Regions from separate parts of the Homo sapiens genome. Here region 1 is linked to region 2. Evidence: chromatin loops called from intact Hi-C (ENCODE). Cell type or tissue: A673. All regions are shown on one strand. Links, peaks and the distances in the headings refer to the core of each region. The heading gives the core; the rest is flanking DNA. Region 1 overlaps LOC105370003 (a long non-coding RNA gene). Region 2 has its middle 14 kb from the start of RBM19.

Region 1 (10,696 bases), core at 1,070-9,069, 1.8 Mb before region 2:
TCCAGAGATAGCATCAGCCATTGGGATTAAAATGCAGTATATACGTTTCAGGTGATGTGCTGGAAAGATCAGCAAAGATATAAAATATCCAAGGGAAAACAAAAGAAAAAAAATGGCAGGCAGTCTAACACCGGCTAATAGTTAAATAACAATTTGATGTTTAGACATAAGAGGCTGAAGTTAGGAAACTTGAGGTTCACCCATACATTCTGGGCTTCGAAATCTGCCATCAGTAAAGGGGCACAATGGTGTGAATTTTTAGCCAAGCATCAGTTGAACCTTGAATTTCCTGGGTTTTTGTTGGACCGTATCACAGTGAAACATTATATTCTTTTCCCCCAAATATATATCTGATTTCCTTTACAAAGAGCAAAAAATATTTTTCCCACCAAGCTACAAGAAAACACATGTTATCTTTCCCAATAGGGCATCATCTATTATTGGTCTTTTGGAAAGCTAAAAAAAATGCTTCAAACAATATTCTAAACCCGTTTATTGTGTTTTGTCAGATGAAAAAAACTGATTTTGATTTATTATTTCATGTAGATATTATATAGACATTTGTGTTCGACATTTCCTGAGAAATATTTCCGTTTCTGAGGTCTTTTAAAAACGCACTTTTAGAAAACTTTATAATTTTTTTCTGTGCATGTATGTGTGGTGGCAGATGAGGAATTCTTTTAAGATCCTTCATGTTTAAGATGTTTAGTAACTAAAAATAATTTACTGGGAAATTATGAACTTTATAAAAGACCAACATTTGCTGAGAGTCAATTGCTTCCAATAGCCTTTTATTAAAGCCATTTTTCTATTCTTTCTTCTTATAATTACAGAATGTTTTAAATATGAGTAATTATACCTTGACGTATCTCGTGATTTAAAATGGACTTTTGAGAATGACGGCAAAGTGGTTTCTGCATTTCGTAATTCAATACAATCAAAAACAGTTAAAAAATATGTATACAACTGGATGTGTTATTCTTTCAAAAATCAGTCGTAAATATAGACCTTTTTTTGGGCGGGGAGAAGGGGTGGGTGAAATTTCAGATTGGAACGAAGTTACAACCCACATCAGGAAAATCGGCCCTTTAATGAGAGAAATGAAAAAGTCTTAATCACCAAAACCCCTCCAAAAATGACACTTTGAATTACATCAGAACTCTACATGGCAATGCAAAACGAGAGCCTTTCATCTGAAAAGTGAAATACTTAATGATTTCAATCAGTTCGTACCTCCCCTAATTTGAGATCTGCATAACGTATTCAGTGCCTGGATTTCTTTCATATCTCTAAAATATTTATAAAAACAATTCATTCTCTTGTTTTCTACCTACCTCCCCCCCTTTCAAGATGAAGGTAATTTGTTTTCTCTGGTAGAAGTTGCAGAGGGCAGCGGGGGATTGGGGAAGAGCAGTGTAGTTATAGAAAGCACCAAATGGCATTTCCAAGCTATCTGAGAATATTAACGTTTGAGTGTGTCAGATCTGCCCAGGGGCAGGAGGCTTAAGATCATTTTTCTCCGCTGAGGTTTAATGATTGAATGCATTTTGTCTGAAGGAAAAAAAAAGGAGGAAATAAATTTTTTGAAAAAGGTTTATATTTACAGAGAGTGCCTAACGAACTAGTTAACATTCTTACTATCAGGAAAGCCTAAACCATTCATAAATAAACCATTTTAAACCACCTTTACCCACATGCAGCACTCTTTCTTTCAGCTCCCTTTAGCAATTTGAAGTACAGGAGATTAAAGTCCTTTGGAAATTTCCAAGGTCAGACCTCAACTAAAATAGGATTAAGGGGGTAAGGGCGGGGGGGAGACAAAAATGAAGAGAAAGGTCTTATTCCCTTTTCCCCCTTCTCCTAACTATCTGAAATAAATCGGAAGTTATTTCTCGAAATCCTCCTTTCCCCTGGCCAGTGGCAGCTCTTCAAAAGCTTCTGAGACTGTTTAAAATTTTTCCTATCCCTTCCTCCCCCCATTGTAAGAAAAACAAGTAGAGTGAGGAAGGGAAGTTAAAAGGTTGACGTTAGGGTCCCTTCTAGGCAATACTCCAGGGAGCACTGTGACATTAAGAACTTTTGCTGAAAGCAGCTGCTAGTTTGATCATTACTGAAAGAAGAAAAATTCTGCAACATTGCAACCATTTTCTCTTTAGATGTTCCAAACCAGTATTCCAACAAAGGAAATGAAAAAGGGAAACCCACTCTTTCTCCCCTTTTCTTTCTGTGTTCCATATGTAATGTTTAATTTCGGCACCAAGGACATACAGCTTTGAATTAGAAAACACACAAAGATAAAACAGCTCTCCTGCCCACAACTCTGTAAATGTTTCTCTTTCTTTCTTCTTCCCTTCCTTCTCTCCTTCCCTCCCTTCTTTCCTTCCTTTTCTCTTTATCATCCCCCCATAAATGTTTTCCTCTTTCTTTTCCATTTTGCCTTCCTTCAACTTCTCTCTCCCTTGCTTTCTTCCCCCATCTGTCTTTCCTTCTCATTTCTAATTCCTCCCTACACATAAACAACGACAGAAACCACAACATCTTTCAGTCTACCTTGGTTGCATTTGTTCTTGCTCTTAATTTGATCCATTCTTTTACAGTCTTCCTGGACGTTGCTTGCCTTTTTGTTCATCAGATTTCAGCAAGGAGAGCTGTCTCGGTACATTTTGATAGATCTTAACAGTAATTATGTAGGGACTTCAAAGCAAAACTACTTATGTGCGCTCTCTTTTTCTCTATCTTTCTGCATGCGAGCGTGCAAACACACACGCTATCTCAATCCTAACCCCACTAAATCCATACAACAAAAAAATCCTTTTTAAACAGGGCAGAAAATTATGTGGAAATTAGCAGCTGGTATTTCGAATGTATGGTGATTGCAGAAACCTCCCCAAATTTCTGGGGGAAATAATGAAAGGACCCTATAAAGAAATAGTGCTTCTTATTTGACTAGTCTTCATTTAAAATGTTTTCAGTCATGCTTTGAAATTTCAACATTTTAGACTAGGGATCATGAATAACCTGCAATGATAAAAAAAAAAAAAAAAAAAGAGGCTGAGAGATAAATTAAATAGGATCTGCCAACATTGGGTCTGGTGCTGACATACGATTATTCCTAAATTGAATGATTTGGTCCTAGCAAATTTGTGCCTTTGAATAGGCCATTTTATGGCAAAGTACAAATATTTTAAAGAAGAGTTTTACGTATTAAATATTAAAAAACTAGACACAATTCTAGTTTTGTGTCTGCCTTTAAATAATCAGAGTTGGGCCATCAGGTTTCAAGGAAAAAACATTCATTCAATGAAATAATGAATAGCAAAGCTGGATGTTTCATTGACGAAATGTTTTCCAGGGATTTTGACTTTATTATAAATGAGGTTTTATCTCAGGAACTAAAAATACTAGAAAGGAAGGAAATCAACGAAGGGGCTGAAAATACTAGGAAATATTAACCAAGTCCTCCCCTTGAAGAAAGATCTGGAATTTGTAGATGCCTCTGAAAGTCTGAGCAAAGTACAAACAAAAGAAACTATTAGAATCCCAAAGACTTGTTCAGTGTAGAAAGCTTATACACATCCGACTAGTGAATGTGTCTTCTTCAGGGTGGGTGCTTTTGAGGATAACAGATCAAAACATGCACGTGTATATATGCAATGTGTATTACTTTTCATATATTTGTCAAAATTTACGTAGATGGCCATCTAGGAAAACTCCTACATGGTGCAGTTGGAAAGAGAGTATTTGATTTTTGCATGTTATCGACATACTTCCTGAGAATATTACAAATAAAAACATGTCATCCGTTCTTCTAAAGAAAGACATCTTTCTTCTCTCTATTGATTTTGGCAAATTTACTGTCTAATTTGAAACCTGAAGTAATAGAGGCAAAATAAACCCTAAAGAAGGACATCTAACTATGGGATTTTCCATTTTCTCTCTAAGAGATGGCACAGTTATTTAAAAAGGAGAACTCCCAGTGTTTCCTCTGGTTTTAAAGGACAACAAAAAATGTAATAGCCTGGAAAAAAGAAATGAGTCCATTTGATCTTAAGTAGAAATGCTTATTTTCATGGGAAACGCCTATCAACCTGATCTTGAAATATACCTGAATGAGCTGAATTCTTGCTCCTTTGGCAGCGCACTCATTCATTTCAGTTTCTTCTATTTTATTTTATTTTATTTTTTGCCTTTGTTCTGTTATGGTCTCGTAAGCTCTCAGAGGATCATAAATCTTTTTGCAAACTGTGATATGCTGATTTGGAGATCCAGATTAAAAGTGTGCAAAATTGGAGTTTCAAAGAGTTGCTATTATTATTATCTATTAACATAACACTGTAATAGTAATAACAAAAACATCAATAATAAAAGCAATTATAAAAGAGTCAGTCTTTCCCAGATTTTTCATTTTGCCTTTAAATAAAAAAAAAAGTGAAAAGAAGGCTTTGTTTCTAAATGCCTATTCCCAATAATGGAATAATGAGATATTAATATAGTAAAAAATTCATGCATTCCTATGCCTGAAGCTATACCATTAGATTCTTTTGGCAGCCTTGAAATGGGGTGGTGTGGGCATTTAGTGGTGTGGGCTAAGCAGGAAGATGTCTTATAAAAATAGTCAGCAGATGGCACTCCAGCCTCTGCTTACTAGTTTTGGACCTGATTTGGTTGCTGTGCTGTTCTTGGACGTTCAGACTAGGTTAGGGACAGGCACTTTGGGCCTGCTTTTGGATAGTTGAAGATACTGTCAAGAAATATAGAGAAGGAAGAAGGTAATCAAGTCAAGGAGCTGTATTTGGTGGTTGCTGGGCTGGCCGGCTCTTAAGAACCTTTTGCTAAAGCTAGAAAGGAACCATTTATCTTGGTATGGGTGTATTTTGCCCTGCCACACTGGGCGGGAAAAAAACTATTACGTCCTCAGATTATTCAGATTCTTTCAGGGATTCAGGAAAGAAATGAATTCTTTGGTTAGTGGTATAATTACAACACCTTCACATGCCCCGTGGTAATGGAAGACATTAAAAAAGTTTTCCTCAAACCTTTTCCCAAAAATTTCTGCTGAATATAAATCATCACAATAGGAATGCCGGTGGTAGTGGGAGAAAAGGGAGATGATCATGTGTGGTTGTGTGTTTGTGCAGTTGTGTGCATGTGCAGGGCATTGTTAGACATGACATTGTTAGAAATGGGAAGGCAATTGACAGAAGAATATGATGTTGAATGATGAGGATAATGGTTGAAAGCAAAAGTGACATATATTATGAAGGTAGAGTCAAATTATCTGAACTAAAACTGGGGATGCATGAACCAAAATTTTTTCTTGACCACTTCTCAGTGTGAGAGGCAAGGATGGGAATTAGTTCAGAGGCCAAAAGACTTTAAGTTCTGGGACAATGGATGATTATAGAAACACTGCTACAAAGCATCTAAAGTGGGAAGAGTCCTCAAAATCGGGGGGTGTGGGGTGATGGTATTTGGCCACCAAAGTTTGGGGAGAAAAGGGAAAAAGAAGTTTTCATTTTCACAGAGGATTCGAGGTCTTCAAAACACAGCTTCCAAGTGCAGTGAAAACCTCAATGTACTGGAACCTGGCCAATCAGAGCCAAAAAGGCAAATAACCAGGAAACAAGTGGCTATCAGGAATGTATTAACAACAGAAATAACAAAACTTTTTATGATACATCCTGGAGTCTAAGTGAACCAGTTCTTTATCTCTTTTGCATTTTCTGCAGCTCTAATTTTATATAAGACAGAAAAATCTATTTTTGTTTATTCAACATACTATTTTAGAATTACAAAATCTTAGTTAGAAAAGCTGGCGGTAGAATCCAAGCCCTTACTCAAGAAATGAATTCATCCCAGTACAGAAATAATAATTGTGGATCATAGGTCCTTTGTTGGAACCAGAAACTGTGCTTGGTGTTCTACATTTGTCATCTCATTTCATCTTCATCAAAATTCATGAGAGAGGTCTGTTCTCCCACTTTATAGGTGAGGAAACAGTCTCAGAGAGGTTAGGTCATTTGCCCAAGATCACATAGCCTGAAAGATAAAGCTAGAGTTTAAACACCTGGCAGAGTGAGCCTCAAACTAGGACATTTAAGCATGGTTTTCAAGTATACATTCTGAGGCAAGAAAGGGCTCTCTGTTAATGAAGAAAATCCATTGAACCAAAAGTCCCCTTGACCTTTCCTGGAGCAATGTCCCAGGGGAGAGAGATATTTGAGGTATTGAGAAATGGGAAGTGAAAACTTACTGTCCTAAGGAGATGCCATTTGGGTGGAGGCTGAGAGAAGCCAACAATTCTTTTTCTTTTAAGACAGTCTCACTTTGTCACCCAGGCTGGAGTGCAGTGGCGTGATCTCAGGTCATTGCAACCTCTGCCTCCTAGGTTCAAGCAATTCTTCTGCCTCAGCCTCCCCAGTAGCTGGAATTACAGTCATGCACCACCATGCCTGGCTAATTTTTATATTTTTAGTAGAGACAGGGCTTCACCATGTTGGCCAGGCTGGTCTCGAACACCTGACCTTAAGCGATCCGCCTGCCTTGGCCTCCCAAAGTGCTGGGATTACAGGTGTGAGCCACCGTATCAGGCCCAACAATTCTTGTATGGCAGTGAACTTTGCACCACAAGTCTCATAGAACAGAAGGATATCCAAGCCTGCTTAGGCCAGGCATGGTGGTTCATGCCTGTAATCCCAGCACTTTGGGAAATTCAGGCAGGAGAATTGCTTAAGGCCAGGAGTTTGGGACCAACCTGAGCAACACAGTGAGACATCATTGCTACCAAAAAAAAAAAAAAAAAAAAAAAAAAAAAAAATTAGCTGAACAAGGTAGTGTATGCCTGTAGTTCTAGTTACACAAGAGGCTGAGGCAGGAGGATTGACTGACCCCACAATGTTGAGGCTGCAGTGAACTGTTATTGTACCACCACACTCCAGCCTGGGTGACAGAGTGAGACCCCGTCTCTTAAAAAAAAAAAAAAAAAAAAAAAAAGTCCTGCTTACCTGATGAAGTGCCATATGGGATACAATAAGCCAAGGGTAAAATGGAGTTTTCTCAGGCTCAAAATTTGGAGGGAAAAGACTCTTCCAATTTTTCTGGCTCTCTTTCACTTTCCCCCACCATCTCAGTCCTAGTTCTTTGGAAACTGCCACACAGGATTACAATTGGAGGCCTAAGCCAGGGTCAGAGGGCCCTCCTGTCCAAGAATTTCTGCCTTCTTATTTGTTTTTCTTTTGCCTTCTGTCCTCACCCCAACCTTCTCTGTGACTTTGAAGGTTCCTTCCAAGTCTCTTGTCTTGGAAGCCACATTGGTTGGTTAAAGCTCTGAGGCAAAGTTAGCTTGCTTGGAGAACTACGAGCAGACCTGTTTGGCTGGAATTACTTTGTAGGAACAAGTTGATTTCCTTGTTGGAACAATACTTGGAGAGATTGATTCTTCTGTGCACCCTGGGGTTGGGAGTAAGGATTGGACTATGACTGCCTTCATTATAATGTTCAGTACCCTGCAACCCAACCATTCTAAGGAGGAAAATTCAACTTCTTCCTACCTGGACACTTCCTCCTCTACCCTGCTCCCATTTATATATTCACCCTGTTCATGCAACAACTACTCACTGAGGGCTTATTATGTGCCAGACTCTAAGACTCAGCATGTAAAGGATTCAGATCTGGTAGGGGTGATGAAGCAGTGAGTGGGCATTTATAATAGTGCCATCAGTGCTGAGGGACAGGGGTAGGCTGTAATTGCACCAAAAAGGTACTGAATTCAATTCTTCTAGAGGAAGGTGGAGAGAGGGAGCAAAGGAGGCTTCTTGGAGGATGTGACATTTAAGCTGAGACCTGACACTGAGTAGATTTAACCAGGTGAAAGGAATGGGGGGAAAAAAGGATCTTTCAGGTAGAGAGAGGAACACATGCGCAGGCATTGGTGGTAAGGTGGGGAAGCCAAGATGCCGTGCTAAGTCCAACTGTTCATTATCTAGATGGCAATGGAGAGCTATGGAAGGGTTTAGGGTGAGGGTTTGACTCAACCAACTCCAGCTATGGCTCAGTAGATTTGGAGAATTGTGTTTTCATAAGGAACATCATCTTTCCAAAATACCAGTGCCACCTCCATCCATAGCTAATGCTGTCCCAGGCTCTGGGATGCAGAGACTCAAGAGAAAAAAGGTTGCATAGTCTCTTATTCATAGCTGACTTGTAATGATTAAACCAAAGCAAAGCACAAGGGCCAGAATGCCCATCCCAGTAGCTGCAAAAATCAGGAAGAAATAAAACAAACCCAATGAAACAGTATCTTATAGGTTATTCTTGGTTCTGTTTCTGGGAGGGGAAGCCAGATCTCAATGAAAAATGATTCTTGGCAGTTCCCAGTGAGCAGCAGCAAAAGAAACATTTTTAAAGACACAGATTTTTTTTTTCTCTTCCAAAGAGTAGCGTACACCACAAGCATCTTTTTTACAAAGAGAGAACATCTTGCGTGTTGTGACCGATTTCTCGTCCGCATGGCTGTCCTTCCCCAATGGAAGTAATTGGGGGAGAAAGGTCTGTGGAGCACATGCTTTGATGTTTGGGGGATGGGGGGACCTTTTCAGCAAATGTCCATGGCAGACACAGTGATTGAGAAAGGCACATCCGTTTTGGAAAATGCCTGCTAATTAAATGAATGTTTTCAACTGGAAAGCATGTCTGAGCTGTTGAGATACATCCCTGATGAAGGTGGAAGGAATGCTTTAGATGTTGGCCTGAAACGGGTGTTTCCATGAGCTTTCCATATGCCTTGGCCTCGTCAAGTCTCAGATATCACATCTCATTCATTAATTCATTTGCTCATTCAGCAATTGTTTGTGGAGCTCCTCTGTGCTGAACACTGTGGTGGGTGCTGGGTGTTTAGTAATGAACAAGGCAGTCACGCCCTTGCCCTTATGGGAGCTTGTATTCCAGTGGGCAAAACAGATCTTTATAAGAGCTCCAGTTCTTCTAAACACCAAACAGAAATAAAGAAGCAATAAAAACGTGTCTTTCAAGACTGACATACTTGGGTTCCAGTCCAGTCTCCCCTGTTTTTCACCCGTGTGCCCTTAAATAATTGCTTAGCCTTTTTCAGCCTTGGTCTCCCTATCTATAAAATGAGCATAGTATTAATAACTACCTATCTTAGAGGATGAGAGTGAGTATTAAATGATTTAATGTGTGGAAATTGCTTAGTTTCGTGTTTGGTCCACAGCAGCAGCTTGAAACATTCAAGTTATTGTCAAGATTAAGGACATCAATGCATTTTAAAATTATAAATTCATGTTTATTGTTAAAAAAAAATTCGACAAAAAGCACTTTGGGAGGCCAAGGCAGGCGGATCATGAGGTCAAGGGATTGAAACCATCCTGGCCAACATGGTGAAACTCTGTCTCTACTAAAAATACAGAAATTAGCTGGGCATGGTGGTGCGTGCCTGTAGTCCCAGCTACTCTGGAGGCTGAGGCAGGAGAATCGCTTGAACCGGGAGGCGGAGGTTGCAGTGAGCCAAGATCATGCCACTGCACTCCATCCTGGCAACAAAGCGAGACTCCGTCTAAAAAAAAAAAAAAAAAATCGACAAAAATAGAAGCCCCTGAAATAAATGGTAGAGGTTCTCTTATCATACCCAGCCAATTCCAACCTCTGTACTAATGAAGGTTGCAAGTGACTACAACTCCATGGGGCTTCACTATGAAAAAGGAATCTATTGATTTACTAAGCTGAAAAGTCTAGGGTATACCTACCCTCACATACAACTGGGTCCACAGCTTCAAAACAGACCATAAGCCTCTGCTTCTCTTCATCTTTCAGCTCTGCTTCTTCTGCATAGGGTAGTTCTTAGGCAGCCTCTTGCTAGGCGGCCCTGGGAGCCTTCAGACTTACCTATTCCCAGAGGAAAAAGAGCTCTTGGCTCACAGGTCTGGGCAAGGCTCTGGCTTGTGTCAGGTGCCCAACCTGGACCGCTTGAGAGATGCTGTTCTCTTTTGGCCAGGCTTAGGTCACATGTCCATCACTGGAGCTGGAGATAGAGTCAATTCCATCCAAATCACATGGACTGATAGAAGAAGGGGGACTAGGTTTGATTACCTAACGATGGAGTCCTAGGTTGTCAAGACTAATAGACGTGGATTGGTACTACCCAGAGGTTGTTACCTTTGTCAAGCTTTGGTGTGTACACTTTCAAATCTTTTCTTTGTGTGTGTATCTTTCCATATTAGTATCTGCCGTGTGTATGTATATGCACATATATATAGTGTATATATATGTATATTTTTTCCAAAAATGGGGAACTTGTTTTATTCACTTAACAAGTATATAAAATATCATGGTCAGCTCAGTACAGATAAATTATGTTATTATTTTTATTTATTTTTTAGAAAGCTCAGCTTTCTGATCTAAAATTGTGTTATTTTAAATAAGAATTTTAAAACTGAAAGAGTCCTTCAGCTCATTTAGTTCAGGCACCTCCATTTTACAGATGGGGAGACTGAGGCCGCTAGTTGAGAGGGTCTCACTCCAGGTCACACAGTAAACAATTCTTCTCACCCTTCTGACCATTGTCGTCGTCTTCTCTAAACTCATTTCCAATGACCTCAGTGAGCTCGGGGGCAGCTGGGGTCTGTGAGAGATTCTTGCACACAAATTACTGGAAGCACAAGGAGCAAGGAGGGGAAAGGTT
Region 2 (10,696 bases), core at 871-8,870:
TAGAAAAATAATGTGTTCACTTTCTAGAGCTGCTGTAACAAATTATCACAGTCTGCTTTCCTTAAAACAACAGAATTCATTCATGCAGAGTTCTGGAGGCCAGAAGTTCAGAGTCAAGGTGTTGGCAGGGCTCTGCTCCCTCTGCGGGCTCTGGGGGGAGTCCGTGCCTTTTCTTTAGTTTCTGGTGTTGTTGGCAAGTCTTGGCATTCTCTGTCTTATAGATGCATCACTCCAGGCTGGGCTTCCATTGTCACTTGGTGTCCTCCCAGTGTGTCTGTCTCTGTTCTCTTCTTATAAGGACATTGGTCATGTTGGAGTAGGGCCCACCCTACTCCAGTAGACCTCATCTTAATTTGATTACATCTATAAAGACCCTATTTCCAACTAAGGTCACACACGGGAATTAGGACTTCAACATCTCTTTTGGAGAAACATAATTCAATTCATAACAAATAGTCAAGATAGGTACTCTATTTTGTAGATGAGAAAACCGAGGCTCAGAGAGGTAGAGTGACTTCCCAAGGTCACACAGCTGGGGAAGTCACTCTACCTCTACTTCTAATGGCTGAGATGAGCTTGGAACCCAGGTTTTAGTCTAGAGGTTTGTCTTCATGACACCAGCTCAGAGAGGTTAAGTAATTACCCTAAGGCCACACAGCTTCCAAGTTTAGCTGCTGAATTTTGAACCCAGATATTAAGTGACAAAGCGAAACGGTCCTCTCCTAAGCCTCGCTGATTCCACTGGGTCAGGAGGGCAAGTTCCCTGAGGGAGTGAAGAAGGCAGGCTTTTCTGGAGGATTTCAGGAGACACTTATGCAAGGGTCCTGGGTTCTGACGTTGCTGAGAAGTCAAGCAACTTCCCCAACCTCACTTCACTAAATCATCTCTCCAAGATGCTCAGAAACTTAATCCTCAGGCTTGACATTGCAACAGGTTGTTGGTTTTCTCCTCCTTGTCCCAAGGGTCAAGGACTTAACCCTCAAGAGGGAGCCCAGGGATCCTGAGTCCCACCTGCACATCCCCCCAGGGAGAAGGGGAGGTGATGAGAAACTTCCAGCAGGCTTGTTTGCTGTCTGCCCTTCTCTACGCCCACCTTCTCCATGCTGCTCAGTGCTGTGGGAGATGGCCTGGAATGGATCCTGCAGGTTCCACTGTGCCCTCTGGCTTCCAGTTTGGTTTGGCCAAAGGGGATCCCCAAAATGAGATTGCAGGGAGGGAAGCATGTTGGGCTGGAACATTTATTCCACCAGTGCGTCCCTGCAGGGTTGCCTTGGGCTGATCACATGCCTGACAGGCCCCAGCTCCCATCAGACACAGCCTGCATCCCTTTTGATGGGTCCAGAGGCCATGCCCTCCCCTCCCTCTTCAGTACTAGACACGTCCTGCTCCTTGCTGTGAGTAGCCCTGAGCACCGTGCTCTCCCACACCCTGCACACATATTGGTAAACTTTCCCCTTCATCAAACTCTCCTCAATTTCCTCAATTTGAATTGAGGCCAGAGCCAGGCTGATACAAGGGGCATTGCCCTCGCGAACCATTTTCTGACTACACTGACTTTTAATTTTTCAGATGCTGCACTAAGCATCCCCATCTTATAAGCTCAGGACGTGCTATTTCTTTCGGGCTCTACTGGGCATGGCCAGGCAGTTGGTGCTTCAGTGGTTCCTCCAGTGGTTCAGGAACCAGGATGGATTCAGGTCACTCAGTTCCTCCAATGACCCAAGCCACTTTGTGCCACTGAGTTCAAAGTGTACTAGGATTTGCAAGAAGGGATCTTTCTAGACCGGGAAGCTGCAAGACCTCAGGCACAGCCCTGTGCTGGGAAGTCTCTGTGACACTCTTCCTTAAGTCATCTGTTTCCTGAAATATCTCTGCACCATGTTAGAGGCAACGAGGAGTAATAGTTAAGAAGACAAATTTTGCAGCCAGAGAGACTTGAGTCCAGCTCTGCCTCTCACTGTGTGACATAGGACAAGTCCCTGACCTCAGCCTCCTCAGCATGGAAAATAGGAGGAAGAGTAGAACCCACCTTGGAGGCTGGTGGTAGGGATTTCATTACAATAATTCATAGTGCATAGCAAGCCCTAAGCAATTAGCAGCTGTTGCTGATTTTTTTTTTTTTTTTTTTTTTTTTTGAGATAGGGTCTCACTCTCATGACTCAGGCTGGAGGGCAGTGGTGTGATCACAGCTCACTGCAGCCTCAACCTCCTGGGCTCAAGGGGTCCTCTTGCCTCAGCCTCCAAGGTAGCTGGGGCTACAGACACACACCACAATGCCAGCTAATTTTTTTGTATTTTTAGTAGAGACAGGGTTTTGCCATGTTGCCCAGGCTGATCTCGAACTTCTGGGCTCAGGCGATCCCCACTACCTTAGCCTCCCAAAGTTGCTTATTTATTTAAGTGAGGATAAGAACAAGTGCTTAGGAGTGCTCACCACAGCCAGGCACTGTGTGATGCGCTGTCTGCTTATTAACACGTTTAATCATCACAGCACACCTATGTGGGAACCACTATCATCGCTATCCCCATTTTGCAGGTAAGAAAAATGAGGCACAGAGAGGTTAAGTGTCTTGCCCAAGGTGACACAGCTCTTAAGAGGCAGAGCTGGGATTACAAACCCAGGCAGATGACTCCAAAATGCATGCTTTCATCCACTCCATGAACCTGGGATTTGGGGGCTCTTCCGGATTACATCCACTCAGCCTGAATCCCACCAGTTCAAGTACTGCCTGTTACTGTTGGGTGTCCCCTTCTTGGGAATATATGAAATACAGTTAGGTTTGAGGTTCTTTGAGGGTAGGACTCCTGACTCACATTTATCCAGTCACCCCATTTTCCCAAGCTCAAAATTAAGCCATTTGCAATCAAACGGATAACTCTTTTTTTCCTAATCAGTCAAGGTGTTTTCAAGAAAGTGTTTCCAAAGCACCAAAGCTAAGGCACATTGCAATGTACATAAGTTGCTGTTGTTGAAGACAGGAAAATCCACCCAAATCTGGAGCTGTCCTGGGGAATGGAGATCTTGGCTGGGTACACACATGCATGCTGGGCACAGAGCAGGTGCACTGGTTATGAGCCATGTGTCCCCCTCAACCACCAGTTCTGTGCCCTGGAGGCTGGCCCGATGGACTGCATCACCCATGGCTCCCTTACCTGTCCTTCACCTTCTGGCTGGGGTCAGCCCATGGGAGGCGCCAACAGGTGATTGCAGCAGGAGGGGTAAGAAGAGGCAGTTAGAGTCCCCCCAGGCCCAGCCAGGGCTCTGCTGGTGGCTGCGTCTCTCTGTCTGCAGGTCCTCTCTAAGTAGCCCAGTAACCTCACTCCCTCTCCCTGCATCTGGGTTCCTTTCCTGTGGCTGCTGTAACAAATGACCACACATATTGAAAACAATGCAAATTTATTTTCTCACAGCCATGGAGGCTAGAAGCCTGAAATCAGTATGGCTGCGTTAAAGTTGAGGTTATCAGCAGGGCCCCTTTGACGGCTCTAGGGGAGAACCCACCCCATTCTCCCTTCCAATTTCAGGGGGCTGCCAACTTTCCTTGGCTTGTGGCCGCATTACACCAGTCTTCAAGGCTGACACCCTTAAGTTTCTCTGCATTCCATCTCCACAGTGCTTTCCTCTTTTTTTCTTTTTTTTTTTTTTTTTTTTTTGAGACAGGGTGTCACTCTGTTGCCCAGGCTGGAGTGCAATGGTACAATCTCAGCTCACTGCATCCTCCACATCCCAGGTTCTAGTAATCCTCCCACCTCAGCCTCCCAAGTAGCTGGGACTACAGGTGTGTTTCACCACACCTGGCTAATTTTTGTATTGTTTGTAGAGACTGGGTTTTACCATGTTGGCCAGGCTGGCCTCGAACTCCTGACCTCAAGCTATCTGCCCACCTTGGCCTCCCAAAGTGCTGGGATTACAAGCATGAGCAACCACACCTGGCTCCATCTCCTTCGTGTGTCAAATCTCCCTCTGCCTCCCCCTGTAAGGGTACATGTGATGGCATTTAGGGATAATCTCTCATCCCAAGAGCCTTAACTTCATCACATCTGCAAAGACCTTCCCCCTTTTTTTGAGGGAGTGCATATTTTGCAAGGGGCCATTTCTCAGCCTACCGTGACTCCCACTGTTGCAGGTTCCTGGTGCCCTATGACCTCTTGGCATTTCCTTATCCTGGCCCCACCTTCATAGAAGTAGCTGCAAAACCTCAGTGGCCTCTTCCTTGCATGGGACCCTCATGAGCTCAGTTTCCCTGCCCAGCCAGACAGCTCCTTCTTGCTGTCTGTATTGAGGCGCCTCTGCCTTAACTTCCTCCTGGTTCAAATCTATATATTTATTTATGCAGAAATATTTATTGACCAACTACAGCTGGGCGCTCTGTTGAGCAGGGTTCTTCCAGTAAAAAGGCCGAATTCTGTTTCCCCACAGGGGCAAAATCAGGAATAAGCTCCATCCATTGTGTACCAGGCCAGCTTGGGCACATGTCTCTCGCTGTTGTCAAAGTCCCAGCTCTCCTAATTCAGCCTCCTAAGGATTTTTCGCCTTGCTTCTAAGGCTCCGCACGGGCTTATCCACGATCCTTTGGCGTCCCCTGCTGGTAGCTATATAGAATTGTAGGCAGTTTTTCTAATACCCTCACAAAGATAGCTGAGTTAAGATGCCTCTCGCCTAATAAGAAAAAGAGGAAAGGAGATGAGAAGTGTGGACTGGCAATTACAAAGAATACTAGGAGGCAAAAATGTAACGCCAGAAGAGGCATAGACTCCAGCTATTCAATGCATGGCATAGTGGATACAATGCAGATTCTGAATCTCTGTTCACTGCTTCCTGGCTGAGTGAGCCCAGGTAAGTCACTTCACCTCTCTGTGCTTGAATTTCTTCATCTGTCATAATTCTACCTACATTACTGGGTTGCTGTGAGGTTGAAATGAGCTAGTCTGTTTTAACCAGTACCTGGCACAACAAAATACAATTTTGTTATTACTGCCATTGGCATTGTGCTAAGCAGCATAAATATATTCTCTCTAATCCTCACCACGACCCTGGAAGAAGGCATTACTGGTCCTGCTTTGCAAATGAGGAATGAGGTTCAGAGAGGGTGACTGACTTACCCAGGGTCACACAGCATGAAGTGTCAGAGATGGGATTTGGACTCGGGTCTCTCTACCTCCTATGTTTCTGCTCTCTCCAGGGCTCCATGTCATCATCAAGGATGAGTTACTTCATGGCTGTGACTTTCCAGGGCTCCCCTCAGCAGTAGAATGGAAGAGGACAACTGGAGAGATGGTGACGCTGCTTACTTCAAGAAAAAAGCCAAGAGGGGTAGCAGGCAGGCACAGCCCGTGGTTGAAGAGGAGGACTTTCCACTCATTTCAAAGCAGAAACTAGACTTGGACACGACCTTGGAGAAGCATAGCCCCTTCTCCTCCAAGATGGTGCCTATGAAGGTGAAGAACTTGTCCCATAATGAGTATATCAGTCATTGTGATGGCAACAATGATGATAATGATGAATTATAGGAGTATGCCTTTTTTTTTTTTTTTGAGACCGAGTTTTATTCTTGTCACCCAGGCTGGAGTGCAGTGATGCGATCTCGGCTCACATCAACCTCCACCTCCCAGGTTCAAGCCATTCTCATGCCTCAGCCTCCCAGGTATCTACAGCCATGTGCCAACACATCTGGCTAATTTTTGTATTTTTAGTAGAGACAGGATTTCGCCGTGTTGGCCAGGTTGGTCTCAAACTCCTGGCCTCAGGTGATCTGCCTGCCTCAGCCTCCCAAAGTGCTGGGATTACAGGAGTGAGCCACCATGCCCAGCTTGAGTGTGCCTTTTAATGTCAGTCTTTCTGACTAGACTATAAGCCTCCTAAGGACAAGGAACATGTCTGTCCTGACCACTGCTATATTCTCAGTTCCTGGAACAGGGTCTGGCACGGAGCAGGTGCTCAGGAACTATGTGAATAATAAGTGAGTGAATGAATGATCATGTCTGCCTCCCTGAAGAGAGCTCCCTGTCTAGTTGAACCATAATCAAATTTAGTGATGGGGCTGGTGTCGTGGCTGACATCTCTAATGCCAGAACTTTGGGAAGCCGAGTTGGGTGGATCATTTGAGCCCAGGAGTTTGAGACCAGCCAGGGCAACCTGTAGAAACCCCATCTCTACAAAACTTGTTTTAAAAATCAGCTGAGTGTGGTGGAGTGCACCTGTGGTCCCCGCTACTTGGGATGCTGAGGTGGGAGAATCACCTGAGCCCAGGAAGTCGAGGCTACAGTGAGCCGTGATTGTGCCACTGCACTCCAGCCTGGGTGAGAGAATTAGACCCTGACTCAAAAAAAAAAAAAAAAGAGCTCTCTTTCATTTATTTTTTTTCTGGCAAACCATTCCTTCAACTGAACTCTCTTTTTAAGCCAGACCTTGATGATTCTCTGTATGTGTGAAGGAGGTATCAGCCCACAGCACCACTGCAAAATTTAAAAAGGAAAGACAATGATTCTGATTTTAATTCCATCCCATCCCCAGCACACTGCCTGGGTCCCCACTGAGCATCATAGCCAGCCCCAATTAAAGCGGCACTGGAATTTGCAGCCTCCAGAGCCTGGGATAGGACCCTCGTTGGCTTGTCTTCTCAGAGTGAATTTAGCTTTTTCCCAGCCGTAGTCTGTTTGGTGAATGATTTGTTGTTTCTGCTCCTTCCAGGTGAATATTTCTGTTTCACTGCCAAGAGAAGGAGGGGCCCCCACATCTCTAATGTTGGGCCCCCAGCAGGGCCCACCAGGGCCAAGGCTCAGCTGCCACCTGCCACAGGTGAACTGCCTGGTCTCCATGCAGATGTGGCTGAAGCTAGTGCACACCTGGTCTCCTGTTTCCAATCATCCTGGCCACTTGGATTCTCCCTTGAGGCTCCTCTGCAGTTGCCTGGGAATAGGAGGCTGCCCTTCAGAGGGGCTTTTGGGGTGGGTTGTGAAATGCTGGGCTACATTGGTGACACTCAACATAGCAGATGGTGACACCCCAGGGCAACCATCTCTAGCACCCCCCTCCACTGGGTCCACTTCCTGCCCCCTAGGGGTGGTCACACGCAGGGAGGAGCAAAGGGAGCCAAACTTGAACCTGGCCTTGGTCTCTACAATGTGATCTTGGGCAAGTGCTTCCTCCTTTCTGGGCCTCAGTTTCCCTGTATGTCAGCAGATGAGAAGAAGGTTGCCCCAGGACCTACGTATGCCAAAAAAAAAAAATTAACTAAAATGTACCAACTCTGAGCCTTTCTACATACTAACAACATTTTTAAAAACCCATAGATTACTTGTTAATGACAAAAAGAAAAATTTTACAAAAGAGGAACCTGGCAGGCACCCCCTTAACCAAGCCATCAAAGTTACCATCATCAGGCCGGGCGCGGTTGCTCACGCCTGTAATCCTAGCACTTTGGGAGGCCAAGGTGGATGGATCATGAGGTCGAGAGATCGAGACCATCGTGGCCAATATGGTGAAACCTCATCTCTACTAAAAATACAAAAATTAGCTGGGCGTGGTGGCGCATGCCTGTAGTCCCAGCTACTCAGGAGGCTGAGGCAGGAGAATCGCTTGAACCTGGGAGGTGGAGGTTGCAGTGAGATTGCGCCACTGTACTCCAGCCTGGCGACAGAGCGAGACTATGTCTCAGAAAAATAAAATAAAAAATAAAGTCACCATCATCAGTTTTGAGGCAAATTGATGTCACAAGCCTCTCAATCTGGTGCACTGTAAAGGATACAGCACCATGTGAGCCTGCAGAATTGTTGCCAAAAAAGCAAGGTGCAGCCGTGTGCTTTCTTGATGACTTGGAATATACTTTGGCTATTAATACACATCTATAAATACAGAATTACTGAACCCTTCTTTTTTCATTTTCACAATGTCTTTTTAGAGATATCTAATAGACCAGGTGTGGTGGCTTACATTTGTAATCCCACCATTTGGGAGACCAAGGTGGGCAGATCACTTGAGGTCAGGAGTTCAAGACCAGCCTGGCCAATATGGTGAAACCCCACCTCTACTAAAAATGCAAAAATTACCTGTGTGTGGTGGCGCGCACCTGTAATCCCAGCTACTCGGGAAGCTGGGGCAGGAGAATCGCTTGAACCCAGGAGGTGGAGGCTGCAGTGAGCTGAGGTCACATCACTGCACTCCAGCCTGGGCAACAACAACAAAAGAAATATTTAATAAACTATTTTGGAACAGTTTAAGTTCACAGAAGAGTTGTGAAAACCTTACAGAGTTCCCGAATTCCCTGTACCCAGATTTCCTTATTGTCAGCATTGCTCTGGAATGTTTGTCCCAATTAATGAACCAATACTGATACATGACTATTCATTCAGGTCTATGCTCTATTCAGATATTTGTTTGTTTGTATCTAATGTCCTCTTTCTGTCCCAGCATCCCATATTCGGTTTATTCCTTAGGCTCTACTTGGCTGTGACAGTTTCTCAGACTTCTCTTGTTTTCAATGGCCTTGACAGTTTTGAGGGGCACTGCCCAGGGATTTTGAAGGATGTCCTTCAGCAGGGGTTGGTCTGATGTTTTCTCATAATTAGACTTTGGTTATGGTTCCCCGGGGGGATGACCACAGAGGTGAATGGTCATTTCCTATCAAGCATACATACATCAACATGACTTATCACTGTTGATCTTGACCTTGACCACCTGGCTAAGGTCATGTTTCTCAGATTTCTCCACCATAAAGCTACTCTTCTCCCTCCTTTTCTGTAGTGTAGTCTCTGGAAGTCATGATGCACAGCCCACACATAAGGCTGGGAAGTGATGTTCCTTCTTCTTCTTTTTTTTTTTTTTTTTTTGAGAGAGGGTCTCACTCTATTGCCCAGGCTGGAGTATAGGGGTGAGACCATCGCTCACTGCAGCCTCAACCTCCTGGGCTCAAGCAATCCTCCCACCTCAGCCCCACAAGTAGCTGGGACTACAGGTGCACACCGCCACACTTGGCTAATTTTCCATTTTTTGTAGAGATGGGATCTTGCCATGTTGCCCCGGCTGGTCTCCTGGGCCCAAGCAATCCTCCCGCCTTGGCATCCCAGAGAGCTAGGATTACAAGCTGTGAGCCACCATGCCCAGCCTTGAGGGACAAGTATTATCATAAATGATTTGAAATTCTCAATTTATCTATCCTCCATTTTATTTTCTATTACTTATTTATGTCACTGGACTTATGAATATTTATTTTATACTTTGGGTTATAATCCAATACTACTTTATTTATTTATTTATTTATTTTGAGACGGAGTTTCGCTCTTTCGCTCAGGCTAGAGTACAGTGGTGCGATCTCGGCTCACTGCAACCTCCACCTCCCAGGTTCAAGCAATTCTCCTGCCTTAGCCTCCCGAGTAGCTGGGATTACAGGCGCCCGCTACCATGCCTGGCTAATTTTTATATTTTTAGTAGAGACGGTGTTTCACCATGTTGGCCAGGCTGCTCTCAAACTCCCGACTTCAGGTGATTGGCCCGTCTCGGCCTCCCAAAGGGCTGGGATTACAGGCTTGAGCCACAGTGCCCGGCCATATTATTTATTTTGTTACTCAAAATATTCCAGCCTTGGACACTGGAAGCCCTTTCAGTTGGCTCTTGTGTCCCATTAGGGAAAAAATTTTGTTTTGAGCTCGTTCTTACTTTTTGGCATTACAAGATACTCCAGGTTCACCTTGTGTATTCCCTGCCCCAGCCCTAGAAATAGCCATTACTCCAAATAGCCCTGGTCCTTTTTATTAAAGAATGGATTTGAAATCGAGGCTTGAGCATTGCTTCATTCTTTTCTTAACATCTACATGATATTTTATCCATTGTCTCATCGGTTCTCTGTTGATGGGTATTTCGGCTGTTGCCCATCCTTGGTGATTGCAAACAATGTGCAATAAATATTAATGTGTCCGCATAGCTATATGATACATTTCTACAAGTCCTCCCCAGTGCCTCTGAACCATGCCCAGAAGGGACAGAAGGATTGGGGCAAGAGAGCAACAGCTTTCTCCCTATTACCCCTCACCCTGAACAAAGCTGAATTCTCAGTTCCTGTGCACATTTTCACCTCTTGAAACTGTTGTCCTCACCCTGCCCATCTCATGCCAAGCAGGGAAAGTTTCCTTCTCCTTTCTCTCCCAACCCCCAACCCTCACCCAAAATCTCTCTTGCATTGCAGCTATGGTTACCCATCGACTCAATTCCTCAAGGTTTGGTCAATAAAGGGTCAGAAAACAATTCAAACCAAAGGTCTTGCCTCAGAGGGTCTGGTTGGGCACAGGGTTGGGTGCCAGGGACACCCAGTGCATAAATCAGAGCAATCTCTGCTTTCATGGATAATGCTGCTACTGGGGGAGACCAACAAACAGGCACATAAAAAGTAAGAAATGCCAGGTCATAATAACACGATGAAAAAATGGACTAGGCCAGGCTCACACCTGTAATCCCACCACTTTGGGAGGCCGAGGCGGGTGGATCACGAGGTCAAGAGATCGAGACCACCCTGGCCAAAATGGTGAAACCCCATCTCTGCTAAAAATATAAAAATTAGCCGGTGTGGTGGCATGCGCCTGTAGTCTCAGCTACTCAGGAGGCCAGGACAGGAGAATCGCTCGAACCCTGGAGGCGGAGGTTGCAGTGAGCCAAGATCGTGCCACTGAACTCCAGCCTGGCAACAGAGCTAGACACTCTGTC

What was found. Peaks named below come from ENCODE experiments on the same cell type or tissue, not always from the same donor. Only the 100,000 strongest peaks of a DNase experiment are listed, where the experiment ranks them.
Region 1: it touches region 2 in a loop (9-fold over the local background); 13 of 110 quality-filtered maps call a loop at or near these places.

Annotation. Positions count from the first base shown.
Region 1 is chr12:115,747,245-115,757,940 of GRCh38, reverse strand. All of the region lies in intron 1 of LOC105370003 (a long non-coding RNA gene), which reads left to right. Among named protein-coding and RNA genes, the nearest start is that of LINC02463, 130 kb to the left of the region's middle. In A673, for the core only: a CTCF peak has its summit at 4,624 (motif pointing right); a DNase peak (open chromatin) is centred at 4,620; H3K27me3 peaks cover 2,619 bases.
Region 2 is chr12:113,974,590-113,985,285 of GRCh38, reverse strand. No RefSeq gene overlaps it. Among named protein-coding and RNA genes, the nearest start is that of RBM19, 14 kb to the right of the region's middle. In A673, for the core only: a CTCF peak has its summit at 4,593 (motif pointing left); a DNase peak (open chromatin) is centred at 4,555.